Linked DNA regions of Homo sapiens: regions 2 and 3 are each linked to region 1. The links are chromatin loops, found by intact Hi-C in ENCODE. Cell type or tissue: heart right ventricle. All regions are shown on one strand. Links, peaks and the distances in the headings refer to the core of each region. The heading gives the core; the rest is flanking DNA.

What was found. A loop is a pair of places that touch in the nucleus more often than their neighbours do. Peaks named below come from ENCODE experiments on the same cell type or tissue, not always from the same donor. Only the 100,000 strongest peaks of a DNase experiment are listed, where the experiment ranks them.
Region 2: it touches region 1 in a loop (2.6-fold over the local background); 18 of 110 quality-filtered maps call a loop at or near these places.
Region 3: it touches region 1 in a loop (6-fold over the local background); 5 of 110 quality-filtered maps call a loop at or near these places.

The regions. Positions count from the first base shown.
Region 1 is chr6:158,066,844-158,077,706 of GRCh38, reverse strand. It overlaps SYNJ2 (synaptojanin 2), which reads right to left. Exons shown (of 27, transcript NM_003898.4): 13 at 8,979-9,060; 14 at 8,034-8,174; 15 at 5,913-6,105; 16 at 2,969-3,127; 17 at 925-1,081. Among named protein-coding and RNA genes, the nearest start is that of SYNJ2-IT1, 71 kb to the right of the region's middle. RefSeq lists enhancers at 5,417-5,978, 5,979-6,542, 7,526-8,725. In heart right ventricle, for the core only: CTCF peaks have their summits at 5,175 and 5,374 (motif pointing right); a DNase peak (open chromatin) is centred at 5,376; H3K27ac peaks cover 2,002 bases.
Region 2 is chr6:157,928,093-157,938,955 of GRCh38, reverse strand. It overlaps SNX9 (sorting nexin 9), which reads right to left. Exons shown (of 18, transcript NM_016224.5): 12 at 10,254-10,357; 13 at 6,684-6,761; 14 at 2,916-2,992; 15 at 1,433-1,522; 16 at 209-323. It also overlaps the pseudogene RNU6-786P. Among named protein-coding and RNA genes, the nearest start is that of SNX9-AS1, 41 kb to the right of the region's middle. RefSeq lists an enhancer at 7,984-8,485. In heart right ventricle, for the core only: no CTCF peak of the experiment used is centred there; no DNase peak of the experiment used is centred there.
Region 3 is chr6:157,639,577-157,650,439 of GRCh38, reverse strand. ZDHHC14 (zDHHC palmitoyltransferase 14) reads right to left here. Exons shown (of 9, transcript NM_024630.3): 6 at 4,601-4,703; 7 at 3,072-3,181. Among named protein-coding and RNA genes, the nearest start is that of MIR3692, 120 kb to the right of the region's middle. RefSeq lists enhancers at 1,225-2,424, 4,319-4,819. In heart right ventricle, for the core only: a CTCF peak has its summit at 5,868; no DNase peak of the experiment used is centred there; H3K27ac peaks cover 597 bases.

The DNA.
Region 1 (10,863 bases), core at 2,770-7,769:
TATGCTCTCCCAAAATGTGTAATTAGGTTTTTTTTTTTTTTTTTTTTTTTTTTTTTATGTACTAGTTACAGATATTCTAACTTTAAATAAACTTCACTTCCTAGCTGGGCATCAACAGTTGTTCAAAACATACTTGACAACTAATGATTTTTAAAAACTAACTTATTTTTACTGTGTCTTGCTCGTGTCCAATTTGGAATTAGGGCTTTAAGCAGGTAAAAGTGTAGCTGAACAAAATAGGCTGGATAAAGAACATGAGGGGGAGCATGGGGGGCAGGGAGGGAGGCAACCTCATGCTCCCCGCTTTCCCCACCCAGAAAAAAGAGGTGGGGGTGTGGGGGGGAGCTGTGATGCAGGGGCAGCCAGGAGCAGACCTATTTGCAGGTCACTGTCTCTAGAAAGAGACCAGAGGAGGCCAGGCGCAGTGGCTTATGCCTGTAATCCCAGCACTTTGGGAGGCCGAGGTGGGCAGATCACCTGAGGTTGGGAGTTCAAGACCAGCCTGACCAACATGGAGAAACCCCGTCTCTACTAAAAATACAAAATTAGCTGGGCATGGTGGTGCATGCCTGTAATCCCAGCACTCAGGAGGCTGAGGCAGGAGAATGGCTTGAACCCAGGAGGTGGAGGTTGTGGTGAGCCAAGATCACGCCATTGCACTCCAGCCTAGGCAACAAGAGTGAAACTCTGTCTCAAAAAAAAAAAAGAAAAGAAAAGGGAAAAAAAGAGGCCAGAAGCAGAGGCTCCCTGAAAGCACAACTTCCAAAGCTTAGGGGTTAAGGTCTGGGATGACTTTTGTGTCATCTGGGGTTATGAAGAAACTGATTTATGTAGCAGCGCCTGGGGTTGGGTAAACGTGACTCTCCCTCCGTCGCATTTCTTATTCACCCTCTGCCGACTCTCGAACGGGCACGGCCCCCTCACCTGTTTTATCAAAGGGATGTTTCTTCCTCCACCACAGCACCCTGTCTGTCCAGGCGGGGGTGCGGCATTTGTCGCTTGTATCGTAGGCGGCTGAGCCAACGTCATACTTGTAGGTGGGTCCAAAGTTAATGGCTCCTTCGTGAAAGTCCTTAAAAATCTATTGGGAGAAAAAGAAGTCATCAGGCCACCGTAGTTTTCGATCCTGAATGTTATATACAAAAACGAAAACTGAAAAGGCAAGTCCCTATTCTTAAAAAGTAACAGAAGCTCCATTACATTTGAAAATCTATCTGAAACTGGACATATGTGTCTTTTAATTAGCAAAAAAGTGATCCTCAGCTCATCCCACTGAGGGACACACCGCCCTCGTATCTATCTCCCCACCCACTCCAGTGTCTGATCTATCCACTGTCTTCTTGTTGCCCCCCAGGAGACAGTGCAGGGTCCGAGGCACGGGTCAGGGGTGCTCATCTTTACAGTCCCATGCCTGGTGCCATGTCTGGCCCACAACCCCGAGGCCTTCATCTATGTTTGTTGACTAAATGAGCTAAGTACATAGAAGCGCAGAGTGAAAGTCAGCTCTCCTCTCTCTCTCCCCCTGGGGTCTCGCTCTTTTGCTCAGGCTGGAATACAGTGGTGCAATCACGGCTCCCTACAGCTTCAACCTCTGGGGCTCATGTGATCCTCCTGCCTCAGCCTCCCAAGTAGCTGGGACTACAGGCACGCACCATCATGCCTGGCTAATTTTAGTTTTTGTAGAGACAAAGTCTCCCTATGTTTCCCAGGCTGGTCTCAAACTCCTGGGCTTAGGCAATCCTCCCGCCTTACAGTCGTGAGCCCCCATGCACATCCTTCTTTTCTTTGTTTAACTTTGGATTGGCCTTGCTTCCATGGGAAGACCAAGGGACAAACACACCCTCATTCTCTTGGGCATCACTGAGAGGATGTGAGAATGTTGGTAGTAGGAAGACAGGAAAACCTGCTTTAGGAGGTTGGTATGGTCACTCGTCCATGTGGCAACCCTTTAGCACTCCACACACTGGAAGGGGCTCAAGTGGGAAGACACAGTAAACCTCGAAGAACGTCCAAATCTTGCTTCAGGAGAGACCTTATCTGCCCTGTCCTCACACTTTTTTTTTTTTTGAGACGGAGTTTTGCTCGTTGCCCAAGCTGGAGTGCAGTGGTGCGATCTCGGCTCACTGCAACTTCCGCCTCCCAGGTTCAAGCGATTCTCCTGCCTCAGTCTCCTGAGTAGCTGGGATTACAGGCGCCTGCCACCATACCCAGGTAATTTTTGGATTTTTAGTAGAGATGGGGTTTCACCAAGTTGGCCAGGCTGGTCTTGAACTCCTGACCTCAGGTGATCCGCACGCCTCGGCCTCCCAAAGTGTTGGGATTACAGGCAAGAGCCACCGCACCTGGCCCTCACACATTTAACCAGCTTCTTTCTCCACAGCTAAATGGAATTTAAATGTACTCCCCTCATCTCAGCTCATCCTGCTAGGAAGCAAACAGGCACTAAAATAACAGTATTAGAAGGAGGAGAAGGTTGACCGGGCATGGTGGCTCATGCCTGTAATCCCAGCACTTTGGGAGGCTGAGGCGCACAGATCACCTGAGGCCAGGAGTTCGAGACCAGCCTGGCCAACATGGTGAAAACCCGTCTCTACTAAAAATACAAAAATTAGCCAGGTGTGGCGGCACACGCCTGTAATCGCAGCTACTCGGGAGGCTGAGGCACAAGAATTGCTTGAACCCAGGAAGGTGGAGGTTGCAGTGAGCCAAGATAGTGCCACTGCACTCCAACCTGGGTGACTGAACAAGACTCTGCCTCAGGAAAAAAAAAAAAAAAAAAAAAAGGACAGGAAGTGTGTATGAACAGCCACTCCTGTACTGTAACCTCACAAGCCCACCTATTTTCTACAATGTTGGAAACAGTGAAATCCACTCACGGAACTGAATTTGCTGCACCAGCCTCTACATCTCACAGATGTCATTCCATCTTGGAGCAGCTGCTAAAAAATGTTTTTAAAGCACAACTTACTTTTCCACTTGATTTCTGTAGCTGTAGTTGATCAAATTCCAGAAGTTTCTTCCAGTCTTGGCGTTTAACAAAATAGAAGACTTCTTCATAAGTAAGATCAATGCGGTAGTTGAAATCGCCACACCAAAATACATAATCATGAGAAAAAACATTTCTCCCCTAAGTTGAAAAGAAAATCATAATCATTCAGCCCATCTTGCAAGGAAGGTGGGAGAGAGGAGAAAAACAAGCTCACTGGGGCAAGCAGGAGTATTTTTCTCAAAATGCTACTTAGAAAAAAGAAAGTTTTCTACTAGAGCATCTTGTTTTTCACTCATCCCATAAAACTATGGAGGAATTTTTACATGGCTTACTTTTTAATTTTAAATAATAGTGTTTCTGAGTGGTTTGAAGAAAGCTCCTACCCTAAACGGAGGAGAGCAACATGGCCAGCATTTCCTCCATGGATCCCCGTCCTGAAGATCAGATGCACCCTTACTTTGGAGTGTCTACTCCTAGGAAGCAGCACCCAGCATTCAGCGTTAGGAGAATGAGGTTTCAAAAGAGCAGCAGAAATGCTCAGGATGTGCACCTTCATGTAACTTCCTGAGCTTTTTCAGGTGACCCTTCTCCATCTCTCTCTAGCTCCTCCTTCCCATCCTGCCCAGTCCTAGGAGCCCACGGCCCCAGCTCAGCCCCGGAGAGCTCCTGGGGTCCTTGCCTTCCCTGTCTCTTCCCCAGGAATGGGGAAGACAATGACAGCAGCTGCTGTGGATCAACTGTCCGCAAGGGCTGGGCTCTGTTCCAGGTGCACAAAGCAGATACCACCAGCTCTCTCTTAGATTAAAAAAAAAAAAACAAAGTTCAGAAACAAAGGCACTTGCTGAAGGTTACACAGCTAGTGCATGATACAGATGGGATTTCAGCTCCCATCTGCCTAGCTCCAAAATCAGCTTCTCTTCTCCTATAATATGAGGCATTTCCACTCCCCCCATGACAATAATCTGGACAGAAGATTAAACAGGTCCCAACCAAATAAAATGAGCGTCTAGATAACACTGTCAGACAGAACTTTCTGCAGCACCGAAATGTTCTCTGTGCCATCTGATGCAGGAGCCACTGGCCACATGGATACTGATCATTCTCACTGTGGCCAGGGAAAGCAAGGAATTTTAAATGTTATTTAATTTTAATTAATTTGAATTTAAATAGCTACTTATGGCCAGTGACTACGGTATCAGACAATACCAGTGTAGAATGTTGGCCAGGCACCATGGCTCACACCTGTAATCCCAGCACTTTGGGAGGCTGAGGCAGGCGGATCACTTGATGTCAGGAGTTCGAGACCAGCTGGGCCAACATGGCGAAACCCCATCTCTACTAAAAATACAAAAACTAGTTGGGCCTGGTGGTGCACGCCTGTAATCCCAATTACTCAGGAGGCTGAGCCAGGAGAATTGCTTGAACCTGGGAGGTGGAGTTTGCAGTGAGCCAAGATCATGTCACTGCACTCCAGCCTGGGTGGCAGAGTGAGACTGTCTCAAAAAACAAAAACAAAAAAGAAGTGTAGAATGTTAATAGGTCCCTCAATATTTTTATGGTAGAAAAGAACTACATTATAAATCCTTTAATTACTTATTATGTATCCCAAGTTTACTATGTCAAAGTAGCACTTTTTTTTTTTTTTTTTTAGACAGAGTCTCGCTCTGTTGCCGAGGCTGGAGTGTAGTGGTGCGATCTCAGCTCACTGCAACCTCTGCCTCCTGGGTTGCGATTCTCCTGTCTCAGCCTCCTGAGTAGCTGGGATTACAGGTGCACGCCACCACGCCTGGCTAATTTTTTTTGTATTTTCAGTAGAGGTGGGGTTTCACCACGTTGGCCAGGCTGGTCTCGAACTCCTGACCTCAGGTGATCTGCCCGCCTCGGCCTCCCAAAGTGCTGGGATTACAGGTGTGAGCCACTGTGCCTGGCCCCAAAGTAGCTATTTTTAAGTGAGAAGGGTTAGACTTTTTTTTTTTTTTTAAACTGCATTACACACAATTGAAAATTTCCCAACTCGTTTGTTTCTTTTTTAACATAAGAAATAAACAACACCAACAGGAATTATGGCACTTCTTAATGAAAACTAAGGAAATTTTGCCTTGAGTGCTCGTGCAGCCCAGTAAAATGGGACGTCAGTTTTAAGGATCTGTTCTCACAGGGAAGAGCTCTGTGACCCAACCCACCACCTCTCAGACAGTGGAAGATTTTGCAGCAAGAACAGCTGAAGTCTATCCTCACTTCGGGAAAGAGGTGGCCTCGTGTGCACCACACGCTGAAGCTGTGCCCGGGTAGCATCTTTGCACAGGAAGGAGAACATTAACGTCTAGATTTGAAAAGAAAATCCTCCAGTTTCAGAATGAAACCCTCCGGACCGCCACGAGAGGGCAGTGTGCGGTTCGCTATTGCAGCTTCGAGGACAGGCAGGATCTGGGCTCCTTGGTCAAGAACCGTGTTCCCAGTCAAAAAGGGTCCATTGGTCAAAAGGGTGTGCTTATCTGAGCCACCACAGAAAGTACATGTGAAGACTGTGAATCTCAGGAAGGTGGAGTCTTAGGCTGTGTGGATTCAAATGCTCTTCACCACTTGGACAGGACAGACCACGGACATGGTTTTCTTCCCTAAACCATCACTTGAATTAGAAAATCAGAAAATGCACACATACAAATCCAGTGGCCATGCAGACACTCAGGAATTGTACAGCAACGGGAAATGCTGCAAAGCTGGCCCCCTCCAGGCACGTGGCTAACCCTGCCCCAGGTCAATTCCATGGAGGGACATAGCCCTCTCCCCCTCCCCCAGCGCTGAGCCCTCCAGGAAGGGGCCCTCCCTGTGGTTGTGTCCCCAGTGCCTGGCTCCTATCAACAGTCACATTTGGGACTGAGCTGAGCAGGGAGGTGCTGGCTGTCCCCACGGCGCCGCTCACCATTGGGAAGCAGAGTTTCTGGGTGATCTCCTTGTAGTCTTCATTCCGCTCCTTCACCTGGGACTGCCCGGCCGTCAGGTGACTACATATGAAGCAGAAGCTGGTGCTGTGGAACTGGAAGCGGATGCCGACGGCGCCCTTGTTCCCCGCCTTGCCCCCCATGCCCGTCTTCACTGTGTCGATGGCTACGTCCCTGGAACAGAAGGATACGCGCATGCCGTCGGCTCCTGAAGGAGAAGTGTGACCCTGCTTTGCCACAGAGAAGGGCCCAGCAGCAGCTCGGGACCTGCTGCTCTGAGTGCTCCAAAATCATCAGCTCAACACAGTGGCCACCGTGGCCGTCATCGACTCCTGGTCAGGAGGCCGCCTCCCTCCTGCTGCCCACCGCTGCCTGGACATCTCCCCCACACCCCAACTGGGAAGTGCTCACTTGAGCACCCCATGAAGCCGAAGACAGGGCAATGCCTGCATCCGCCCAGGTTCTCACTGCCACCAGGAGCGGCGCAAACATCACCACCCACCAGCCCACCCCACTCCTGTGCAGCCATCACGCCATGCATGGGAGGTGTCATCTGGGCAATCAACACATTTTTAAATTATTATTGTTATTTTGAGACAGAGTCTCGCTCTGTCACCCTGGCTGGAGTGCAGCAGCGTGATCTCAGCTCACTGCAACTGTGGCCTCCCAGGTTCAAGCAATTCTCCTGCCTCAGCCTCCTGAGTAGCTGGGATTACAGGTACCCACCATCACGCCCGGCTAATTTTTGTATTTTTAGTAGAGGCAGGGTTTCACCATGTTGGCCAGGCTGGTCTCAAACTCCTCACCTCAAGTGATCTGCCTGCCTTGGCCTCCCAAAGTGCTGGGATTACAGGCGTGAGACACCGTGCCCAGCAATCAATGCACTTTAAGAGCTAGGAAACGGGCAGCTGTTTATGCTGGGCTGGGTAGATGGTCTCAAAAGGACTTTTATGCAATGCCAGAGCCTGCTTGCATTCAAATGCCCACTTATGACGCATACGAGTCCATAGAAACATGGGCTGCAAGCACATTTGTTAACATTTCCACAGCCATGCCACAGACTGAGGCCTGCTGGTGCATCTGCTCGCTGGCAGACAAGGTTGGGGGGATGACTGATGGAAGGGGTGTAGGCGGAAGCAGCTCAGGGCTAAAGGCACGTGAAGCCGAGGACACCGAGCCTGGGAAACCTGGCTCTCCTCAGCTCTGAGCCCTTTCTCAAATGCTTTACCTCTCACCCTCACCCCGCCCTTGCCTTTAACCTTTACTAACCTTCACCTGCTAACCTAGGACACTGCCAAGCTGCCCAAATAACACAAGCAGAGGGACAGGGACCTAAACATCTTCTGAAAGTCAGAGAAGAGGATTATGGGCAGCATAGTCTTAGTCTCCAGGTGCTGCAGGGGTGTACCCGTGGTGCTCTTGGCAGGCACAGGCCCTTCCCGGGACCCAGGGGCTCAGTGGGGAGGTCAGTTCAACGCCTGCTGCCAGCTCGCCGAAAGGCTGGTGGAAATTCAAAAGCCATGGGTAGGCCCAGGTGGTAAGATGAGGCCAACCACAAGCTGGGGAAAAGATGAGTTCCTCCAGCATCCAAACACCCACACCCACACCCCAAGAGGAATGCCGCCCCTAAGCTCGCCCCCTTTCTGATGCTCACAAAGCATGCACCTTGGAGAAATGACAATGAGGTCACAGTTGTAGAGGCCCACACGTTCTACTTAGAATTCTTTTAAAAAGGGACAAAAGAGTTGGCATTTCCCAGTGAGTTACTCAGCTCTTGGTCAGAGGTTTCCTGTCTATAAGATTCCAACAAGGAACCCTTTTCCTTGCACGGAATTGAGCTTGGGCGATGACAATCATGTAACACCCTTTCTAAGAGTTCAGCTTCCTGAGTTAGACATTTCCCATGGTGGCTTTTTAATCGCTAGACAATATTCTATTCAGCCCAGTTTTTCCTAGGGGGTTTTGCTACATTTATCTAAAATAATGGTAAGTCCCGATTCCTGTTACAGAAGGGGATGGGGGAGGAGGGGGAAGTCAAAGAACAAAACACAAAGACTAACAACCCCTTGTTCCCCAGATGTGTGTAAACAGAATGTTCTTACCTGATGAACGGGACATGGTATGGACGTACAAAGATATAAAGACAGACGCCCACCAGCTGTGCCGAAGTCAACAGAATGTATCTATGAGAGCGTGAGATGGCTTTCTGAAGCTGTTCACCCCACATCTTCTTGTTGGTAGTACTGGAAGAGAAAAGGAAAGGATGCTGTTTACAGGTAGCTGGAAGTACATCTATCTCCCACCTACCAAATGCTCCAGCCCAAGCCTATTCTGTTTGCAGAACTGATTTCACGCTGCCCGCACCCCAATATTAGTGTCATGCTTTCCTTCTTCTACTGGAGGATCTGCGTGTTTTTGGCTATGCCTCACACATCACAGCAGCCCTCCCTTGACCCCTGAAACCCAACCCAGGACCTTCTCATAGCAGCCCCACAGAGTCAGTCTTATTTATTTGTTCAGAAAGTTCCTTAAAATAAAGCCAGGCCAGTTCAGCAGGGGGTGGGGGGAGCGCCCAGTTGACTTCATATCAAATAAAAATCCAGTGGTTTTGATTTTTTCCTTTGCCCTGGTGTGCAGGAAGAAAGTACCTCTTCCCGGCACTCACACTTTCTCACCTCTCCCCAGGAAACATGAGTCAACTACTCTCCCAGTCCCAGCCCCGCCCTTCCCCTGCACCCCAGGTCCACACATGCCAGCTCCCTCTGGCAGCATAAATTAGCCTCAACAAGTGGCCGAGGCCAGAGCACTGCAAAGAAAACACAGCAATCATCAGCCCTTCCTTTTACTTCCTAAGTGGCAGGGAAAGAACGGGGTGGTGCATGTGTGAGCATAGAGAAGGAGCCAGGTGAGAGATCCCCACACAGCCAGGGCCACAGCTTAGCTGGCTCAGAAGCAGGCTGGCTCCCGGAGAGCCTCAGAGGCTCTGCTCCCAGCCAGGCACCTGACTCAGGAAGTCCCTGCCTGGCCCCGCACACCTGGCCCCTTACCTGGCATTGACAATATTCCCTGCGCTCAATTCCACCATCTCTTCAAACCCCACAGCAAATATGTCAGCTGGGCTGCTGTCATCTGGGGAGCAAGGCAAGAGATGACAGAAGTCAGAACCGCCAAGTCCCGCATTACGAGTTCATGGGGCTCCCCAGTGCCCTCTCCCGAGTCATGCTGTCCACTGCCTGAGTCCAACTCCAGGTGGCTACCATTGCTGCTGGGAACTGCCCCAGTGGAATCTGCTTCAGAAATGCCTGGCTTAAATGCAGCAGTGAGCCCAGAGGGGCCCTCCGTCCATTCTGTTCCCTTTGAACAGGGGAGGTCAGAATTTAATATAACCTTGTAGCCATTGACTGAATCTGTCCAGTCACGACCTCTGACACCCAGGCTCCTGAGCCACCAAGCCCAGTCATGGCTCCAGCTGCTGCAGAAAGTGAGAGGCCCACCTCCCCAGGGTCCAGCTAGGAGGACATGGCCTCTGTCAGCGAGAGGCCAGGCAGGCTGTCCACTTCCTTCTCTGTTGACCACAATGGGCAACCTGGAACCTCTAGTTTCCCTGACTTAAAGCTTTTTTTTTTTTTTTTTTTAAATAAAACAATCCCCGTCCCTCTGTCTGATCTGCTTGGCAATAGTAACCACAGCACTCCTTTCCTTCTCTGGAACCTGGTGTATCTCTAGTGGGACTGCTGGGGAGCCTGCTAGTGTCTACCCCAAAAAAATCCCCTGCAAAATACCAGCCAGCTTGCTAAAAACATGCACACCTTCCTGCAGGGAAAAGAAGAGGAGTCACTTTCGTGGGGACTGGAGGGACGGCTCTTGAGCCACGGCTGTGCTAAGCACTCTCCGCGTTGATGGGCCTGCTCCGGAGGGCATCCTGAATGGCTTCTGGAGGCACCACAAGCAGCAACCCAGGCTACCACCGACACAGAGAGCCCCAGTGGCTCTGAATGGTGGACTCTGCCACCTGCCCTTGGAGGCAGAAAGGAGGGCACAGATGGCGTGTGCACAGGAAGGGATGGGGCTCTGGGTACTACCCAGGCAGCTGTGGGGCATGAATGTACACATGGGCCACTGCATGTCAGCTAGACCACAGGTCACTCACCAACAGGCAAAAACCTGAACCACAAGTTCCTGAGTCCAAGGAAGCAAAACAAAAAACAAACAAACAAAAAAACCAAGGCCCGAGTCAACGATGACTGGACAAGAATCATTTATTCTTCAGATCCTAAGTTCTGGGGCCATTCAATAGTGTATCTTACAAGATAAAAGGTGAGGTGTCAACATTTGGAATTATTTTATTCCTAAATAGCACATGAATTATTTTGTGACTACTTAAAGCAGATTAATAGAGTTGGTTTGGGGAGAGGCAGGGATGAGCTGTTCTTGGTCAATATCAACACTGAAGGCAGGGCCAGGCGCGGTGGCGCATGCCTGTAATCCCAGCACTTTGGGAGGCTGTGGCAGAGGGATCCCCTGAGGTCAGGAGTTCGAGACCAGCCTGGCCAACATGGCAAAACCCCATCTCTACTAAAAATACAAAAATTAGCTGGGCGTGGTGGTGGGCGCCTGTAATCCCAGCTACTCGAGAGGCTGAGGCAGGATAACTGCTTGAACCTTGGAGATGGAGGTTGCAGTGAGCCGAGATTGCGTCACTACACTCTAGCCTGGGTGACAAGAGTGAAACTTGTCTCAAAAAAACAAACAACAACAAAACAAAACAAAAAACAAAAACAAAACACCGAAGACAGGCTTGGCTCCCAACCTCACAGTTACATGGCCCTAGAAGCCACACCTTCCGACTGGTGACGAAAAGATTCTACTGATGAAAGCCTAAGACTTCACCATCACTGTATGCAAAGAGAAAAGAGAGATTCACCATCTGCT
Region 2 (10,863 bases), core at 1,921-6,920, 140 kb after region 1:
CTGTCATCTATAGCCAGATAAGGTGGACAGGTGAAAAATTAAATAAATATTACAGATTTTCATCAGCACCGGGATCCTGCAAACGAGGGGCTTAAAAGGTCTCACTTACTTAACTGCTGCTCACATCTGGATTTCTCTCTATCAAGGGAAACTTTGCTGGGGAAAAAAAAACTTCCACCAGCACCTCATAAGGACCCTTTCATCTTACCTTGCAACGCGTAAGACATGATGCTGACTCTCTTCACCATGTTCTGTTTGTCTTGTAGGGTGATTTTACTTGTTGCAACTAGTTTGTCACTTTCTTTCACTTTTTCTATTGCTCCCTGTGAAATATAAAATGCAACAGTATGAATAAAGCTGAAATGATTAGTCATTAGTTTAAAATATAACAATGCTAATATATTCTATAACTGATTTGCTACTGAACAGGAAATACCTCCACAAAATAAGAAGAGAGGAAAGCATCTAAATTTAACTTCCTTCAAGTCCCTTGGAAGCAAAAAGGTTGCTATTCTTGACAAATGTCACTAAGCTAAAATGAACAGTTTTATGCTACAACAAAAGAGAAAAGCAAACAGCACACCATCTCTGTAATATTCAGAAGCCGCTGCCATTTGAGGAGTAGCACGTAATGGAAATCAGGCATTAGCAGGTTTTGGAAGTCATGTGGCTAGGTACAGGGCAGCATGTGCACACAGGCACTCTCTCTCTTTTTTTATACAACAGAATATTTTATAAGCTAGTGCCTAAGTGTGCTGATTCTAAGTCCTGGGCTTTCCTTTGATTTTTTAAGAGGCGCTGAATCCATTTAAAGACTCAGATGGAAGCGGCTAGAAAAGCTGCCAAACATTTCCCACTCCAGTGTCATCACGCTGCTCGTTATTTACCGCTGTCTGGAAGGAACAACTCTATACTCATGCATTAATTAGGCTCCAGGCCTACAACTCTGATGCTGCTGGCATACATTTCGACAGCAAGCTAATTTTTCTGAGTTTTATATTAAGTTATCTGAAGTTGTACAAACCTAATTTACCTATGGTACCCCTTCATGATATTTAAGTTATAAAGCAGAATGCTAAAATGGCCACATGCCAGGACTGTTAAGATCACAGACCAGCCCTTTGCAGAGATTTTCCTAACAAATCCAAGTACATCATAATATACGATAGACTACTATGGTTGACATAAAATATAAAATACTCACAACTCATGCCTGAGGTGATGTACAGATTTTTAAAAAGGGAGAGAAAACCAGAATTCATATGTGAGGACACCCCAAACCAATGTCAAAATTCAGTTACAAAACCTTTCTAATGGGAATTATAGATTGTTTCTTTTTTAATAATAAACATATAAAACCAATACTGACTACTGCGCACATCTGCCTCCTTCACCTGCTGTTGTCTTCTATAAATGTCTACGATCAGGTTACCTTGTGAGTGCCAATGATGTCAGGGAAGCAGCCAAGAAAACCTTTATACTCGTGATTACATTCCATCAGGAAATGGAGATCTTTCTTTGGCTATAACAAGATACAAGCTGATTGTTACTGGCAGAGAAATTCAGAAAATCAAGGAAAAGAGAACTATTATACCCAAAGACTATAAATCCTGCATGTGCTACACTAAATTATTGAGTGTTAAGCATTCAGATCACTTTTTCTAAAAGAAAATAACTCCCAAGACTGCCATACTTTGAATCATATGTTGTAAAGAAAACAACAAAACATCATGTAATTTTTAAGTTGGTTTGTAAAATTAGTTATTTTGACGTGGCCCAAAATAATACCACCATGAAGGAAGTTCAGCTAATGCTGTATGTTTACACACAAACAAATGAGTTGTTGTAGTTTAACTTCTAAATATGAGCAGAGAATATAAAAATATTAAAACTAATCATTTTAAGTGGTAATTTTAAATTTTTCCATTTTTTCTGAATTATAACTTTAATAGCTATGTTATTAAAATGAATGCTTTTTTAGAAGTATCAGCAAAGTAGCCCACAACCACATTAGTGTGTGTACACATGTGTGCATCCATACACATAGTTTAAAGTCATCTGAAAAAAAATTTTTTTTAATTAAGGGATTAGAAAATAACTTAGATTCTTCTTAAGGGAACTTATTATCTGTTATCTAAAAAGCCCCTGAAACTGGGGTACTAAAGACTCCAATAAAAGCTATGTAGCTATGACAAGGACCTACCCTGTCCTGGGGACTGTAGCAGGTGCTTTTTATTTATGAGCTATTAAATCTTAAGAATCATACAGGGTAGGCACTACCACTGCAGATTAACAGATAAGGAAACCACAGCTCAGAGAGGCTAAGCAATGGTCCATACAGATCTGAGCCAGCATTCTTTCCTGTTCTTTAGAATCCCCTGATGGCTAAGAACAGATCAGAGGCATCAATACTGGAGTGCATTCATTTAGATGTCTTTTTTTCTTCTGAGATAGGGTCTCGCTCTGTCACCCAGGCTGGAGTGCAGTGGTATGATCATGGCTCACTGCAGCCTTGACTTCCCGGGCTCAAGCAATCTTCCTACCTCAGCCTCCCGAGTAGCTGGGACTACAGGTGTACACCACTACACCCAGCTAATTTTTGGGGGTTCACTGTGTTGCCCAGGCTGGTCTCGAACTCCTGGACTCAAGAGATTCACCCGCCTTGGCCTCCCAAAGTGCCAGATTACAGGTGTGAGCCACTGTGCCTGGCCTATTTAGATTTCTTGATGACAAATGTATTCATCCACTTTGTCTTAACCTAAGAAACCATGATTAAACACAATTAAAAAAGATACACAGAAACAGAAAAGAAGAGGGTACTTATTTGGGACGTTTGTCCTAAGACAGGTTTTAAATTAAATATGTGGACTAGATAGCAACAAATCTTAATTGGAATTGTGTGATTATGTTAGTACCTGTTCTGCCACGAGACTGGCAATTTCTTCATAAGTCTTTCCTGCTTCTGTTATTGCATCATTGAGATCTGTTTCACCTGAAAATGATCAATTTTATCAGTGGTTATAAGTTATGCATATTTTCTTTTCACTTGTTAAAATTTTATTATTGATTTTATTGGTAAATTTTATTATAGAAACTTTCAAACATTTTCAAAACTATTGGGAATAGAATGAATGCCCATCACCCACCATCTGCCTTCCCCACTGGCAGCTCTCGCCAGCCTGTGTTCGTCTACACCCCGACCCGCTTTCACCGGACATCAGCATCTCATTCATAAATCTTGCCTAATAGATGAGGACTCTAAAACATGAGGCAGTACCATTATGACACCTATGACGAGACTGTCATTCGGCTATAATGAGGCCTCTCAGGGAGAGCTGGCTGCTTGAATCAGGATGTAAAGGTCCATACGGCACAGAACTGATGCGTTTCTTAACTCTGTGGATTCTTCTCCCTCGGCCCCTTTTTTCCCTGCACCTTTCTTTTCGTGGGGTGTTGAATTTGTCGTGTGCCCTGGTGCCTGCATTCTGGATGCTGCTGGCTGTGTCTCTGGTGATATGTCACACACTCCCCTGTCCCTGTGTTCTCTTCACACTGGCTATTAGACCTAGAGGCCTGATCAGAGTCACACACCACCAGTTCAGTTATTTCTACTCTTAGAATGTTAGAAAATGATCGTTACCTAGAATGACCATTGTCTGGATCTTTTATTTTAGTATGAGTTTGCAAAATGGTGCTATTCTATTTCTACCATTCCTTCTTTATTAGCTGAAATACTTCCATAAGGATCAACTTTCCTTTATCAATATTCCGGTTACCCAGAGGTAGAGTTTGAACAGGAAAAGCAGGTTAAGTGCTTAATTCTTTCTCTTTATAGTTTTCAAAATAATGAGTTAATCCACCACCATTCTCCAAAAGTAACTGAGATTAATTTCTTAAAAAGCATCTTTATAATTCTGGATTTAAAAATATTTGATATGCTTCATTCCACATTAATTATTATTTTCACTAATGCTCACATTTTCTTTTCTTTGGCCAGTGGTAGGCTCTTCCAATTGGTATCTAAGTCTTTTGATAGGAACCCTGGTTCACTGTGGTGGGACGTGGACCTTACGATTGGTGCCAGGGAATGCTTCTTGCTACTGGATTGGGTAACTGTTTCTAGAGCTTTAACAGAAAGGCAAACTGTATTTTTTTTTAAGAAGGAAATCATGTAATGAGTTCACACTGTTTCCAAAGCAAATTTATGACTTTAGGGGTTTTCTTCATTTATTTTAAAACTTTTTATTTTAAAAATCTTAATTGCTAACAACAGTAACATAATTACGTATTTGCTTTATCCTACAATATGTAAATAGTTTTAGAAGTTTTAGAATAACAATACCAACATGATATTGACTACATGTTTAGTGAAAACAACTAACATTCTTATAGTCTTTCTGACCTTGAGGCACCCGCTCCTGGGGGCATATAAAATGCCATTTTAAGGTGTTTTGAAACAATTCCTCTGTGTGCTATGCCTTCATTTTGATGTATCATTTGTTTTATTTTGCTTTTGATTAGAAATTTTTTTTCCATTTTGATTTAAATTTGTTTTCTAATAATTATGTAAAGCATTTACATTATTCCAAAGTCAACTGTACAAAACAAGATATAATCAGTTTACCTTCCATCTCTCTCTCTCCTTCCCTATAATCATTTAAGAATTTTTATTGCTTATATTTCCATATGCTCATCCATAAGAATATGCAATGTTTCATGGTTTTGTGCAGGGGCCATGCTAATAGTCTGTATTATTTCAAGTTAGTACATGAACTTGTAAAGGAGCACTGGAAGTTATTTTTACTATAATCACAATATTTCCAGGAATCAAACCCATTTACATTATTGCAAGATCGCATAGTATAGCACTGCTCTAAGACGCCAACACATCTGAGCAAGTGGATGTGATGGACACAGTACTCCACACTGCTGACCTTCACTGTCCTTTGTAATGGGAGAAAAGCCAGTCAACAGGAACTTGAATGCTTCCTTAAAATATTATCTTAAGTAGAATGATATTCAACATAAAACATACACTGAGTATTTTTAATACTTGAAAAAGTGCTATTTGCAATATGGAACATTTAATTATGTATTGATAATCACAGTCCAGAAAATGTTAAAGAATCACGAAGCAGCTCCCAGTGGGGAACCCATGGATGCCTGTGGAGCCGGGCCATCATGATGGCCAAAATTCCAGCATCTCTAGGACAAATCTTCTCACCCTGTTGAGACATCACAGAGCCACCATGCTAAAAGGGCTCCAAGACCTCTGCCTCCTCCCTAAGCAATGGGCGTGGCTTGCTCTCAGCTCTTCCATCACCCACTTGTTACCTGGGCCAAGATGCTTCTCTGTTCTGGCCTTGAGTTCCCAGTCTAGACCTCAAAGCCCGCTTCTGGTCTAAAAGTGTCAACTGTAAGACATGGTAAGGCCAGGGCAATGAGAACTATTGCCATGTGGGAGCCCTAAATCTTACATTTTGGTGAGAAACTTCTTATTAGTTTATTATTAAAATATTCAGAAACCGACATCCAAAGCACTGTCTGCCTTGAGTATCAGGATCAACACCTGTACCAATTCTACCACTTCTATAAGTGACAGGAGATAACAGATTTAATAGGTGCCACCTAGCTGACAAATGCTTTTTCTTCTTTTTTTCTTGAGATGGGGTCTCACTCTGTTGCCCATATTGGAGTGCAGTGGTGTGATCATGGCACACTATAGCCTCGACCTCCTGGGCTCAAGCGATCCTTCTGCTTCAGCCTCCAGAACAGCTGAGACTACAGGTGTGTGACACCATGCCTGGCTAATTTTTATTTTATTATTTTTTTGTAGAGATGGGGTCTCCTTATGTTGCCTGGGTTCCTTTCCCTTTTAATAAAGAAAAAGAGCTAACTTGCTCTCATAAGTGCTGCCAATGTAAACCACAAAGGGATCCCTGGGTAAGATACACATTTATAGGATAAGCTGAAACAGTTATGAGTTAAGGAGAAAACAGGCAACACACACTTGTTACTTGGTCAAACATTTTTCCTTGAAATGGCCTTGATGAAATCTGGCTTTTTTTTTTTTTTTTTTTTTTTTTTTTGAGACAGGGTCTTGCTCTGTCACCCAGGCTGGAGTGCACTGGTAAGATCATGGCTCAGTGCAACCTCTGCCTCCCGGGCTTAAGTGATCCTCCCACCTCAGCCTCCCAAATAGTTGCAACTACCTGTATGCACCACCACACGTGGCTAATTTTTTATTTTTTTGTAGAGATGGGGGTCTCACCATGTTGCCCAGGCTGGTCTCAAACTCCTGGACTCAAGTGATTTGCCCACCTCAGCCTCCCAAAGTGTTGGAATTATAGGTGTGAGCCACTGTGCCCAGCCAAATCTGGCCTCTGTCACAGGAAGACTTGGCAGAGAAATGAAACTGATGGCATTGAAACAAAAGCGCTACACCAGAGAGCAAAAAAAGGCAAACGAGCTAGCAAGAAAATACAAATTATAACCACCTTTGGCTTTTCTCAAAAGTCCTAGGATGAGGGTGCAAAAGTCCTTAGTGCGGCAGCCTAGCCAATTTACACACCCACAACCAGGGTGCTTCACTGAGGAGGGAGTTAGCGTCTGCAGGATCCTAAGCAGGTGACAGGTCTACATAAGGCTCTAAAGGCCCACTGGATGAATGAAGAAAGACGCACCTTGATAGCCACTGGAACTGAACACTGTGGCCAAACTCTGCAAGGCCTTTCCTATCTTCTGATATTCCTTGGGTAATGCTGAAAGACAAAAAGGAATAAACGATTAGTCTTCTGAGCAAACTGAAATGGGATTAAACTATTTCCTAAAAGTGATTACAGTAACTTTTGAAGTGATTCAAAATAGTCTATATATTCCTTCACAAAATACTGTTGCAAAAGTGATTGTTTTTTCAATTGATTTCTTTCGATTATTTTAATTGACTGTTCAACTAATGGTGGATGCTATTATTACTGACAATCACTCCTACATTCTCATTCACCAAATGAGATGTAAGTGAAATGGAAGCTCCTTTAGATGATTTCTAGCTTACAAAGTACTTCTAGCGACACCGCGCTTGATCATCATGATAGCCCCTCTACCAGATGCAGAGACACCATCCTCATGCTGAGGATTAGGAAAATAAGGCTCAGATAACTGACTTGCCCAAGGTCACATGGCTAATAAATGCTGGACATGGACTTGTGATTCCAAATACGTAGCCTTTCCCACTCTGTTACAGGTGCATAAATGACCATTTGCAAACCATAACCACCAAAGACTGAAAGCAACAAGGTATGGAGAAAAATACAACAGTCAGACTTCGCATGACCAGGGAAGAGGGGTCTGAGTTTTCTCATCTGCATGAAGAGATGATTTCAATAAATGACCCCTAAGGTTTCTTTTTAAGGTGCTAAGATTCCAGGATCACTTTGGAGAACTTCCCAAGAGTCTCTGCACCTTAAGCTACTTTCTTTGCATCTGTATGGAGTCCCCTTAAATGGAGCATCTGTTTGCCTTTCAAAAGAAACCATTATTTGCATTTAAAGACTCACTGCAGTATTAAAGGAGAAAAAGAAAACTTTTAATGTTTCTTTAAAAAATATTTAGGCCAGAGACATTTGAGGTAAGGTCTATAAGCTGCAGTTATCAGGAAACATGAATCCAAATTACACGAGCTCAGTTAATTTTAATAAATTGTACCCCTGTGGTACCTCAGTTTTGCCTCTCTACCTAAAGGCACCTGGCATGTGGTTCACCATGCAGAGTGTGTGCTAGAGTTTTCATTCTACACATTAGGAATTTTAAAGAACTACTTTGAGAAACAGGAGGAGATATGCCTGAGTCAATCCCTTTCCCCACCCCACAAAAGAGCGGCCTGAGGCCAGTATTCCCTACTTTCTACATTTAGCCTTGTGAATTACACAGGACATGGAGTTGATCAGACATTAGACATAAGGGATTTAATTTTTAAAAAGATATCATAATCCCAAATTTTTATGATATCCTTAAAAAATGCAATTGTAAAATTTACACTCAGGAAAAATGGCTTTCAAAGAACATACAGATTTAAATGATGTGTTATGATGGTCTTGCAAGAGTTTACAGTCAAAATTAATTCATTGCCTTTAAAAACTGAATTCTTTCATTTATACTTTAGAGCAACGGTCCCCAACCTTTCTGGCACCAGGGACTGGTTTCATGGAAGACAATTTTTCCACAGATAGACAGTGGGTCGGGGGGATGGTTTGGGGATGAAACTGTTCCACCTCAGATTATCAGGCATTAGATTCTCATAAGGGCTCACAAGCTTGTATGCGTGGCTCTTAATAGGGTGCAAATTTCTATGAGAATCTAATGCCACCGCTGATCTGACAGGAGGCGGAGCTCAGGCGGTAATGTGAGTGATGGGGAGCACCTGTAGATAGAGATGAAGCTTCACTTGCCTCCTGCTGTGCGGTAATGGTCCATGTACCAGTCCATGGCCTGGGGATTGGGGGCCTCTGCTTTAGAGAACAACGTCAACTTTGCTTTTTGTTCCTGAGTCATCCTCTATGACTAAAGTCTTGACACAGGTTTTGTTTTCTAGATGCTGCATTTGTATACATTATTTTCTCAGGGCTAATTCTATATATTTAGGATACAGCATCATATTTCTTTGCCATGGGAAAGAAACAACTGTTATTCCTGATGTCTGCCCCTCAAGCACGAACAGCTGGTATGCTACAAGTTGTTTTGTTGGTATAAGATAATATGTGGATGGTAAAGCACCACTGGTACTGGTATTACTGCTAGTAGAGGAAGAGGCAGAGGTAGTTATTGGCCAATGGTTGAGGTAAGGCAGGGCCTGGCAAACTTCCTCTGCAAAGTGCCAGATAGTAAACGTTTTAGGCTTTATGGAGCCACAAGTTTCTGTTGAAACTACTCAACTCTACCATTATGACACAAATGTAGCCAAAGACAATATACAAATAAATGGGCATGGGTGTGTTCCAATAAAACTTTATTTACAAAATAAGTGGCAAGCCAAATATGGTGCTCGGACCATGGTTTACTGACTCCTGATGTAAGGCTTTGGATTTTCAGATCTGGATTGAATAGTAATACTGACATTGTCTTTGCTGTGCTATCTTATTAATTCATCTACAAGTCACTCCATATTTAGTTTCCTCTCTTTAAAATTATTATTGGATTTCAAATTCTGATTGTTTTCTTTTTTTAGTGTAAAAATATCACCTTTAAAAAAATCATTACAAGAACAGATCCCTTTCCTATGCTGAGCATCAAAGGCTGATAGAAAAGTAGGTATATGTTACTCATAATTCAAAATATAAAACATTTTTTTTAACTGAATACAACCAATATTCCTGTATGGTGTTATGAGGTGAAGGCCAGAAAATTCTTAGTGATAGATTAGAAGGCCCTGTTCTCTAGAGGTTAAGACACAGCAATAAGGGCAGACCAGATATAAAGGAGAGAAGTCCTAGGACTCTAAGGGAGTTAAAGGCATCTGCGCATGGGACAGCAGTGCAGTCGCAGCATTTCAGGGCCTGACAAGTCACTCTGCAGCCTCTGAGCCTGTGGGTGTAACAGGGCAGCAGCCCGTGGCATTAGCCCTACAGCTGGATACGGGACTATTTTTCTATCCTGGGCCACATGTGTGGTGACAGAGCTGCACAGTTCTAGGAAATACAGGAAAAACCTTCAGCAGAATGAAAGCCTACAAACAAAGGAGAAGGAGGGAGGCAGGAAGTTCTTAGGGACACAGCAGAGTGGTCAGAAAGCCGTGACTGACAGCGACACTCTCCCCTCGGCAGTGCTTCTGCTGTGACATATTTTCTACTACTAACTATATTGGTTTTTCTAAACACTATGGTTTTAGTCAAATACACAACATCTTACCAAATGGATGAAGATTAAAAAATAAAATCATGAGACTAAGAATAACTACAAGCACTCTGAAAACATGCAAAAATGATTAATTTTCCAAAGATTATAAAGCCCCAAATTACTGGAACTAATTAAGTGAACGTGGTGTTCCCTATGAGATTTCTTAACCTGGCTTTGCTGGTCAGTTTTCTGTGGTTTAACTCAGGTGAAGTGAGATCAAGCAGAATCACAGGAGGGACATTACTGCCGTCCACCAAATACACTTCTGTTCGAGGCAGCAGGTTCCCCTCTATGATAAGGGACATAAAACTGAGCCTGCATCACCCCCTACGAGCCCAGTGCACTGTGAGGAGTGGACTTACGGCCCGTGCAGCGCTTCCAGTGCTCCTGCCCCACCGTCAGCAGCTCCTTCACGCCGTCATCCATGGCCTTGGTGAACTTCCCCACAGCCTCGCACTTCTGCTCTCTGTGGGTGAAGGCGGCCGTCAGTCACATAAGCAGGAGAAACAGCACTGCTGTGGGGATACTCGGGCCAAATATAACCACAGACACTTGTTTTCTTGCATGATAACAACTCCCCTTTCACTAAGTTAGCCTTAAATACAGGCTTGATGCAGACATTTAAAGAACTACTTAAAAAGCGCTGATTTATATTTTAACTTCGCTTCCTTTCTGCCTATACAATTCTTTGTGAATTTTAAAATTATTCTAAAGTAAATAAAATAATAATTTCTTGAATATCTTATTTAGGAAAATTCCAATCACTGGGGGGACCATCAAATCTATAAAAGAATAACAGGGGTTGCTAATGCTAGCTGGCCATTCATTCCAAGTACTCCATGAAACGGAGACAATAACCTGGATACACAATCACCTAAGTGATCCTAAAGATACCAGTTCTTTCTAAGGATGTCAAAAGTGTATTTACCAACCTGAAAAGATCACAATATACTGTTAGATGAAAAAAGCAGA
Region 3 (10,863 bases), core at 3,115-8,114, 430 kb after region 1:
CCGTCCTTCTCCTCCTCACCTGGACTCGCCCCTTGTCTTGTCTCACCTCTTGGTTCTCGGCCCAGCTCCCTTCGCCCCCCACTCCTGACATTAACCCCATCAGTGTTTCCTGGGATGAGCCAGGACCCTCACCCTCGGGTCCCTGCACAGCTGCCCCCTTTGTCTTTCAAAACCCTGCTCCTCCCCACCGCTTCCTCCTCCGAACTCCTTCTCACCCTTGGGAGAGTTCACAGCTTAGACCTACTCTTGGGCGGCCCACGCACCTCACTGTGCACTGCCTGCCCATGGACAGTCCCTGCTGCCCAGAAGCTGGCCCCTCTCCCGTGCACCCCCAGTGCCTGGCACAGAGCCAGCCCCTCTCCCGTGCACCCACAGCGCCTGGCACAGAGCCAGCCCCTCTCCCGTGCACCCCCAGCGCCTGGCACAGAGCCAGCCCCTCTCCCGTGCACCCCCAGCGCCTGGCACAGAGCCAGCCCCTCTCCCGTGCACCCCCAGCGCCTGGCACGGAACTGGCTCCACCGCACATGGGCAGTCAATGGTGGCCACATGACCCACAGAACCAGCCCAAGTCTGGTGTGACACTGACCATTCCTTGGGCCTTTCTGTGTTCCCAATTTTCCATTCCTCCCGCCAGGCTTATATGAGGACTCCTTCCTCCAAACCTGGCCATACCCAGCCAGCTGCCATCCCTGCCTCTGGGAACACTGCAGGAACCGAATGTGGGTCTCTGAACTCTTGGTAAGCAGACTCCCAGAGGGGAACACAAGAACTCTCTCTGCCTTATTTGCATGGCACAGCACCATTTAAGAACCCAGGAGGGGCAACTCAAGCACAGGGGTCTGGGCCCAGGGGTCCGAGGAAGGGGACACTCTCAGTGGGTAGGCCTGGCCGGGATGCCCGGGAAGGCCCTGGCCCACTTAAGGGCACAGGGGCTGGGTCGAGGTGGCACAGCGGAAGGGCAAGGCAAGAGGGGACGAGAGGGAGGGGCAAAGGTAGGCATCACCCCCTCACATCTGCCTGGGGCCAGCCCGGAAGCCTATGAGTGGCCTATGTCCCTGCCCAAGCTCCAGAATGACCCAAGGAAAGCTACGGCCCCACTTTAACAAAGCAAATGTCTTATTTGTCTTGCTCTGCCTTCACCCAATAAAAGCCTCCCCCGGAGCCCCTTCAGTGCTGCCCCACACCGCTTCAAGTCTGGAGCTGCCAGATTCATGAATCGCCGTCTGTTCAAATACACTCTTCACTATTTTAATGTCCTTCAGTTTACCTTTTAACAAACGATTCAAACACTTCTCAGGGTAGGACCATCCTCAAGAAATGCCCCACCCAAAGGAACATGGATTTTGGAAAAGATACAGCCCCAATCCAGCCAAAACAGCACATTTAACCCAGTGGTGGAAATAATTTTGGTTGTGACAGTTTGTGGTCTCTAAACAACATAAAGCCGTGCCATATGCAGATGAAGGACTCAGGAACAAGAAGGGAGATTTGGACAGAACTGAGGCCTCGGCATCCTCTCTTAGACCCACACACGCACTGCAGGTGGGGGAAAGAGGCCAGCTCTCCCTGGCTCTTACTGTTTCCTGACCTGCCCTGCTAGTCACAAACAAGCCAGCGGGAAGCACCATGGACGCTGTGACAAATCAAGCCATTGCCTGAGAGACTTTCTGCTTAAAGAGCTCCCAGAAGGATCCCTAGGTGAGTCAGGAGGTTTCTTCAAGAGGAGCTGGCACCTGCCCAGGCATGTCTGACCCCTGTGGTCTGAGCAGCTCCTCTAACCCAGGATCCTCGCCTGCCCTTTCTAAGCCTCTGAGGAGGTCAGGGGTGCCTTGAGGACCCCTAGTTCAGGAGGACAGTGGCATGCTGGGCTCCCAAGTTTCTAGGCTAAAGCTAGAAAATGATCAAGTTCTAGTTTTGCAGTAGCACCACGGTGACTCAAAGTAATAACTCAATGCCAGTGCACAGATGGCCTTGGAATATATGCTTGGATTTTTTTTTTCTTGAATTCTTTTTACCTCTCTAATGAGGATTCACTGAGGCTGATAATCAAATGAAGTTTGCATTCCACAAGCGCATATCGGTAAGGTCTGGGTGCACAGTGGGTCTGCCCTGGACACAGTCATGGTGGCTTTTGTCATTTCTCCCTGTTTTACACATTTGGAGACCAAAAGGTAGGAAGCAGTAATAACTTGGAAACTCATTCTAGAGACCAGGTAGATTTGCTCAATATCTATTTGTTGATCATGGTTTGATTTATCAGTTGAAAATATTCTCCATAGGTGTAACTCACAAAGAATCTGTATTTTGAACTTGTACACTCTGACTTGGAGGCAGCGTGCCTCAGTGGGCACATACTGGCTCTGACATTGGGTGGCCTGGGTGTGTGTCCTGACTAGCCGGCATTTACTTGCTGTGTGATCTTGGGCACATTATTTAAACTCTGTGCCTCACTTTCCTCATCCATAGAATGGGATATAACGGTGCCTACCTATAGGTACAGAGTGAGCTTGTGAAAGGCTAATGCAGATAAAGAACTTAGAGCAGAGCTTAACACAGATTCAATAAAGGTCAGCTACTGCCATGGTTCGTGTCATCGTCATTATTACCATGACCACAGTATCAACGACTGCGGCCCATGTGGCTTTCTCCCTATGAACATTTCTATTGTGTGCAAATCAACTTTCGAAACTGGTTTCCTCAGACTTCTGGCTGCTTCCTTCCTGCACATGTGTCCTGTCTCCTTGACGATGCTAACCACAGCTCCCTGCACGCACCTTCAGTCATTAGCAGGGCCTCAGTCATTAGCAGGGCCACAGGCATCTGTCTCTCTATTTTGGGCTTTAGGAAATTTCCCCCCAATCAGACACAGATTCAATTGAAGATCAAAAAAGGTGTGAAGTGTGACACGACAAACAGCCAGATCTCGATTTCACGAAGGCCACATCCACGCGGCACAAAGTGGTCACGTGGTGGCGGCGACCCATTCCACCAGGGCGGGCGGCCTGTGCTAACGGCCGAGGCATTCGGTTTTCCAAGGTCTGTTGAAGAGCACGATGCGTCCTGAGTCTTACCTTGGTGAGATGGGCCCACACAGGGCAACACAGCAGTTGGTAAAGATATTTCCGTAGCTGTAGGGATTGTAATTTTCTTTACCTCTTTTATTTGACCAGGATCCTTTAATCTGAAAGAAAAGGAAAGTCAGTAACAAGCAATATCTTCCACACCAACGCACAGTTGAGGTGAGCTGGACCATGAGAGGCTCATAAAGAATGCAAATCATCTTTAATCCAAAGAAATGGAGGTATTTTTCTTAAAGAAAACGGGCATTTACTCCAAACTTGGAAATGTCCTAAAACAGCAGGTTAGAATAGGGAAAGAATAACATTCTCAGGGACAGTCATCTTTTATTTGTACCACATGGTACTAAAAGGCCATCTCATATAAGCCAGCAGAGATTTTTTTCATACTCACATTTAGTGCCCTAAATAATAATTAAATGAATGGTAGGTGAAATGGTTCCCCTAATTGCTAATTTACAGACTGAAATAATTCAGCCTCTTCTTGTGACCAAAATGGTCTGTTTTGCATATTCTAATATTTGTAGCTACCAAGTACAAATAACTGTATTAATATTCTCTTATCTCATGTGTCTTATCACAACCTATTTTCTCAAGCTTTTGTTTAAGGTAACTGGACCTATCCTGAGACATTTAATTCAAGTGTGGATAGAGACTTCTATCAAAATCTAAGTATAAAGAGCAAAGAGGACCACGCTGCTCTGGAAACATTCTCTAACATTTTGTTTCCTCTTTTTTTTTTTTTTTTTTGAGATGGAGTGTCGCTCTGTCACCCAGGCTGGAGTGCAGTGGCGCTATCTCAGCTCACTGCAACCTCTGCCTCCTGGGTTCAAGCGATTCTCTGGTCTCAGCCTCCTGAATAGCTGGGATTACAAGCGCCTGCCACCACACCCGGCTCATTTTTTTGTATTTTTAGTGGAGACGGGATTTCACTGTGTTAGCCGGGATGGCCTCGATCTCCTGACCTCGTGATCCGCCTGCCTCGGCCTCCCGAAGTGCTGGGATTACAGGCATGAGCCACCGCGCCCGGCCTTGTTTCCTATTTTCATACTTCCTCTCCATCTGTATTAAGTGCAGGCAGATAATCCTGAATAAAAAAGTTAAATTTTGGGTCAGGGCAATTTCCTCCCACAGAGACATTAAATATGAAAGGCAGACTCAAACGTTCACTCCAAGATGTTGGCCCGCCATGGTCTCTACCAGGGGAAGTGTGATAAGAAGCTTACGAAACCATTTCAAAGGAATACAAAGAACACTCTCTTCAGGGCCAGAAATGGGTGTTGCTTGGCCAATCTTAGTAACTAATGGATGTGGTCGGAAAAACAGAGAACGTGGAGATTCCCAGAAGAGAAACGTGCAGAACGGCAGGTGGAGAAGTTTCCACGGCACCGTCTCTGTTCCCAAGGGCTCACATCTGGAACGGGATGTATGGGAAAAGCTGGGCTCAACCTTTTCTTTCCTTTTTCTCCTCCATTGCCCAAAACCCAAGAACACGCCCGTGTCCCGTGTGGTCAGGAACTTACGTCCTCATTTGTTGTCTGGTTGGAGCTGATCAAGTAGGTGTGGAATCCTGAGAGGCCAACGATGGACCAGACAGAGAAGAAGCACACCACAGCCTCCAGGACGGTGATGCGAGTCAAGGAGGCAAGCGGAAGTGAGGGACCGCGCAAGAAGTGGATGTGATGGAGGCCTGGAACCGAAACACCCCCGGGCACAGGCCTCTCTCTAGTTGCTGGCCTCTCTCTCACCCGGCCTTGCCTTGCTTCCTGCTCTTCCGGGAATTTCGTCTAACCAGATGGAGGCCTCCGTCAGGGCAGGGGGTGTCACCTGCCCCGGCGTGGAGCAGCCTCTGTGGCTCCGTGATGCCTGGAGGGTTTCCTGGGCATCACCTACTCACTTCTTTCCTCTGACTTCTACTTGAACTTCACCTTTTTCTGTGCCTCACTGTGGAGCCAGCGACTGTGGCATCCTGATCAGGAAGCACACTGGTTTGAGTTGGCTGCAGCTCAGGCTCTGGGTGAAAGGACGACATATTGACTCGCACATCAATCACAGACTCTAATTTTGGCTTCTGAATGCTGAGGACTGCAGTGCCAACAGGCGTCTCCCCTGAGGAGAATGGCTTCTGAGGCCCAGAAAGCCCTCTGCTTTAGTGGACGGCCTCTTCTCTGCTTACAGAGAAGGGGAAGAAGGAAAAATAAGCCCCTGAACCGGCGGTGGGATTTCTCGGAGTGACGTCAGGGTGAGGGGTATTTTTACCTGGGGGAGTTTTCTCAGCCCTTCAGCCAACCCCTGACCTATAAGGCCATCCTCAGCTGCTTGATAGGCAGCTGGGAACCACGAGTTCTCGCAGGACATAGAGAGAGAGGAAGTCAAGAGTTCCACAAGACGTGTCCAACACAAAGGGAAAAAGCTTGGTGCTCTTCAGCAGATCAGATCCATCACCCGAGAGTGTGGCAATGTGAAAAGGCCAGAGACTTTTTCTGTCCCACAAATGTTTATAACATTCTATTTACAGGATACAGATATTTCTCAGGGGGAAAAATCCATTCATCCTGGGTCTGGGAGTTTACACATACATCTGGCATCCGCTATCGATACATTACAGGATGGAGAAAGAAACGCGCCTGCTCTCCTAATGTTTCCGAGGATGAATGCCATATACATCATGCTGGAACATGTCAGTGATGATCTTCTCCAGGCTGGAGATAATTCATCTTTAGACCAGAGGGCTGAGCACATTACCCAGTGCGGTGCCGTGGTCTGCTGTGCCATGGTTAACCGATGCCACCATCTGGGCATACAAGGCTGCACACAAAACAGGAGTGAATGGGCTTCTGCCTGTTGACTGACTTTCAACATCGCACTAAACCACTGGGTCTGCTCTAGAAGGAGACGGTAGCGGGGAGTGGTAGGGAACCAGAGAGACACAGGAAGGCAGACCCCCTACCCACAGCTGCTGCCAGCCTAGGCAACCCCTGCTGGGCAAATGGCTACAGTGGGGGCTCTGTGTGCACATGGGGACACATGGATGGTGGCCCAGGCAGCAAAGATGGTCTCATTCTCAACTGCCTTCCCACAGAACGGGGCTAAAGAGGCCCCTCTCTCCACCCACATCCCCCCTGCCAGGAGGGGACAGACTTGGGAGGCAACTCCCCTGGGATTCAGGCCATGCACTGGCTGGAAAGAAGAGGTGAAGTAGAGTCCAGGGAACACAATGCGGGAGCCAGTGGGAAGACTGAGTCAGGAAAGCTGGGGTGTGTGAGAGGGAGATGACATTAGACACTAGTGATGGGTTTGGATCAGCTACAAGGAAGACAAGAGACAGAAAGAGGAGGGGACACATGGAACGGAAACAAGAAATAGCCAGGGTAGAAAAGAATCAAGAACAGAACCAGATTTATTTACTGAATAATACATGAAGAACCAAACTGCAATCCTAGAAATACTTATGTGTCACCAAGAGTTTACGACCCAGGTAGAATGATGGCAAAGTCAAAATGCATATAACATTCCTATGTATGAACCATATGAAACCTGGCATGTACGAGCAGTGACAATCCCAGACTGAAAGTGGCTGCAGCTCCTTTGACAATGTCAACTATGCTCCTTACCCTCATCGGGAGGCATCATAGCCAGCGGATATAGAATTCTAAAGGTTTATAGCAACAATAAAAAAATACAGCATATATATATATATATATATATATATTTGAGATGAAGTTTTGCTTTTGTTGCCCAGGCTGGAGTACAGTGGCATGATCTCAGCTCACTGCAACCTCCGCCTCCCAGGTTCAAGTGATTCTGCTGCCTCAGCCTCCCGAGTAGCTGGGATTACAGGTGCCCACCACCATGCATGGCTAAGTTTTGTATTTTTAGTAGAGACGGGGTTTCACCATGTTGGCCAGGCTGGTCTCGGACTCCTGACCTCAGGTGATCCTCCCAAAGTGCTGGGATTACAGGTGTGAGCCACCATGCCCGGCCAGCTTTTCTATTAATATCTCATGTGCTTTAGACACATTTTGTAAATTGCAGAATGCAGTTCCACTGTCAGCTTGCAGCTGTGTCAAAATGACATGAATCCAAAGTAGGATGCGAGATGCAAGATGCAGCCTGCTGGCACTACCCACACCCTGGGACCCAGCTGACTCAGGAGGTCTCAAGGAACCGTCAGCATCATCATTCATAACAATGGCTGGCATCACTGGGGTGTGTCAGGTCCTGTTCTGCTTAAACCTCAGAGTGACCCAGGGAGAAGCATGACTCCCTCTTAACACACAGGGAAACTGAGGCAGAAAGCAATGAAGTAATTTGCTTGAGAAATAGCAGAGCTAGGACTTGAATGCCGGAAGTCTGCTCTGCTGGGATGACAGAAGAGTCTTAGGCTGGTCCCCTTCCTAATTCTTGCCAAGGGGCAGGTGGCCCTAGACCTACCCCAACCCCCTGCTTCTCCAGGATTCGCGAACCTGTGGCAGCTGACATGGTTTGTTCCCTTTCACATCCACTCTCAGACTCAGATACAGATATACAGACACACATTCCTTACTGGCCCACTGGCTATATGCTGAAAATATCTATGCCATAATAAGGTCAAGAAACAGAAATTTCTTTTAAAGGTATCAAAACCCATTTACCGTCTTTTTTTAGAAAGAGAAAGGAGAGGAAACAACCCAATTCTACTGGAAGCCAATTTCATAAGCAGCTGGGACTTTGTTTACTGCATCGAGGATGGGTTTCAAATCATAGCAGCTACCACTGCACCTCTGTCTCCCCCACAACCCCTGCTAAGAAAGTTTGTCCCCGTTGTGGCCAGAAGGATGGCTTTACATTCCCCACAGCCCTAGCCTAAGAGGTTGCACACTGCGGTACTCACTAAACGTTTGTGGAATTGAAAAACTCTGACAAGCACTGCTCTGCAGAGACCCTTCTCTCGAGTTCCTGCCTAATCCCAGAAGTGCAGGCTCTGTGTCCTTCTATGCACCCAGCCCTGCACTGGGGACAGGACAGGGCAGGGAAGGACCAGCTTCCTGCCCTAAGGGAATAGGGGCTCTGTTTGCAGCAGGAAGGTACGTAAGGGAAGAAGGTTGTGCAGGAGGCAGAATGGTTAGGATGCGTCAGTATTTGGAGGATCACAAAAGGTGAGAGATCATGGGACCACATATGTTACATGTCCAGAATTCCCGGATTCCAGAATGGCCAGGGAGATGATGTCCTTGCTCTCATTCAAATACAATGTGGGCTTGTGCATTCTTGTGTTTTAAAATTTTTTTAGTTCTAATTTCCAACATGATAACTATCTATCTATCTATCTATCTATCTATCTATCTATCTATCTATCTTCAAAATATACACAAAAGCTCTTTGGCGGTCCTTAATAATTTTTCAATGTGTAAAGGAGTCTTGAGACCAAAAAGTTTGAGACTTGCTGGAACAGAATAATGAAATAGTAAGTGGAGTTGGGACACTTCATTAAACATTTAGAAAAAAATAAAGCTAGAACTTCAGCTTGCACCACATCCACAAAATTATCTGATAGATAAATTACTGCACCAAACGTAAGAAACACAATATAAAGGTATTTGAGGAAGATTAAGGCAACATTCATGTAACTTTGGGGTAAGGATATAAGACACAAACCGAGGAGCCACGTAGTATGAGATTGACAGATTGTGTTCATTAATAAACACTTCCGTGTAAAAAAGTAAAGTTAAAAGGTAAATGTTGGATTTGGAGATTGGCAAAGGATGCTTAAGAGATTATTATTATTATTATTTTTGAGAAACATAAAGAACCCCTACATGTTCGTAGAAAAAGAACAAATAACTCAACTGATACATGGACATGTACTGGCATACATTGTGATAAGAAAAAATAAGGCCCATGAACATAAAGAGAGGTACAATCTATTATCCAGAAAATGGAAATTAAAACAGTGTAATATTTTTCTTTTCATCGAATTGGCCAAAATGACAAGACTGTTCACAGCCAGTGCCATAAAGGTGTGGGGACACAGGAGCACAGACTTGTCCAGTGTCTTAAGAGGAGCATTTGGCATCCCTATCGACATTTAAATGTGCTTCCCTTCAACTCAGAGATGGCACACCCATTGTCAACCCTAGAGACACAGTAATATGTGCACATAGAGATACACAGAAGAAAATTCACTACTTCATTTCTTGAACAGTAAAAAAAATTAAATCTAATATCCATCAACAGAAGACTAAACTATAGTTCATCTACACTGTGGAATTCTACGAAATAGTTAAAAAAATGAGGTAGATCTATGTATCATCATGGAAACATCTCCAGGAAATATTTTAAAAAGTCAAATTGTGGAACCATGCAAAAAAAAGAGTCCTTTTTAGGTAAAGTCCTCCCACCCCCGTATCAGCATATGTGTATGATGCACACGGATGTATTCAAACTCTAAGACCATCTGGAAGGACACACCAAAGCTGGCAAGGGTTCCTACAGCAGAACGGAGGAAGGGTCAAGAGAAACACTTTCTTTTTGCTCTTGTATTTCTGGACCATTGGGGATTTTTTACAACGAGAACATATTCTCGTAGGACTTGGGTGCTTTGAAAAAGCAAACAACCTCCTTCCCACCTTGTGGTCTTATGAGACACAATCTGATGCTTTTTCTTCCTGACCCTCCCTCAGTGGGGCTGGTTAGGGGTAGCAGGAAGTATCTCAGTCCCCTGGTGGGAGGGAGGGTGGTAGTTGGGAGAACTGGGCTCCAGCTCTGGACACCCCTGAGTAAGTCATTCACTTCTCAGCACAGCTGCAGCTGGAAGCAGCCTAAGGACACCTGTCCTACCTACTTTCTGGGGTCCCTCTCAGGATCAGCAGGTATCAGGATGGACAAGTTGGAAAAGACCTGTGCTGCCTTCGTGATTTTCCCGTTGTGGTGTCCTTTCTGTGGGCCAACCTGGAGCCTCCTAGAAAATTCCATTAAAACAGACCATGTGTATTAGGCCACTGTGCCTTTCAGATGGGTCAGTGTCCAGTGAATGCAACTTGGGGATGAAAACGCTTTCTGTCACAGCCTCTGCAAATGGAGAATCAATCAACATTTGATTTACCAACCACAAAAAACTCTCCACATTTTAAGAGAGCTGAACAATAAGTCATGATTAAAAATGGCTGTAATCCCTTTAATTGGATGTTAATGCTACATTACATTGAAATGAGTGTTGATAGGCAGGGCTTCCCCTTTTGGGGTCTTCCTCAGGGAGGCCCAGGGCCCCTGTGGCTCCCCAGCAGGTGTTTCTGAGGGTTTTGGCCTCCGCGAATCGGAGAAGCCAAGGCGGCATCACCACATGGCTTCCCGGACAGGCACCTGACAGGTAACATTTCCTATGAGGCTGCGACATTCTCATTGATAAGCAGCTGATTTTTCCCTCCTTCCACATTACATGCAGGCAACTAAAGAAAGGACCTTCAGGTCACTCTAGGCCAATGGGGAGACTCATGTGTGTTATCTTTTAGATTCTTTTTGTAAACATATCTTAGACAGAACTCACCACGGCTCCCCAAATTGGCACTAGCTGTATCCCCCTTCCAGCGCAACCCTTTCCCCCAGGCACTCTTGGCAGAACGCTCCTACTCCTCCGCCCTCACCCCTCCCCAGGCACGGATCCCACTGCCCTGCTTCTCCCTACTGAGCTGTCCCTCTGCCACCGATTTCCCCCGTGGGGGCCTTTCCTCTGCAAACATCTGTTCCACTCTGTTGTGTCCCCTGATGCAAGATAAATGTTCTTGCCGGGTGCAGTGGCTCACGCCTG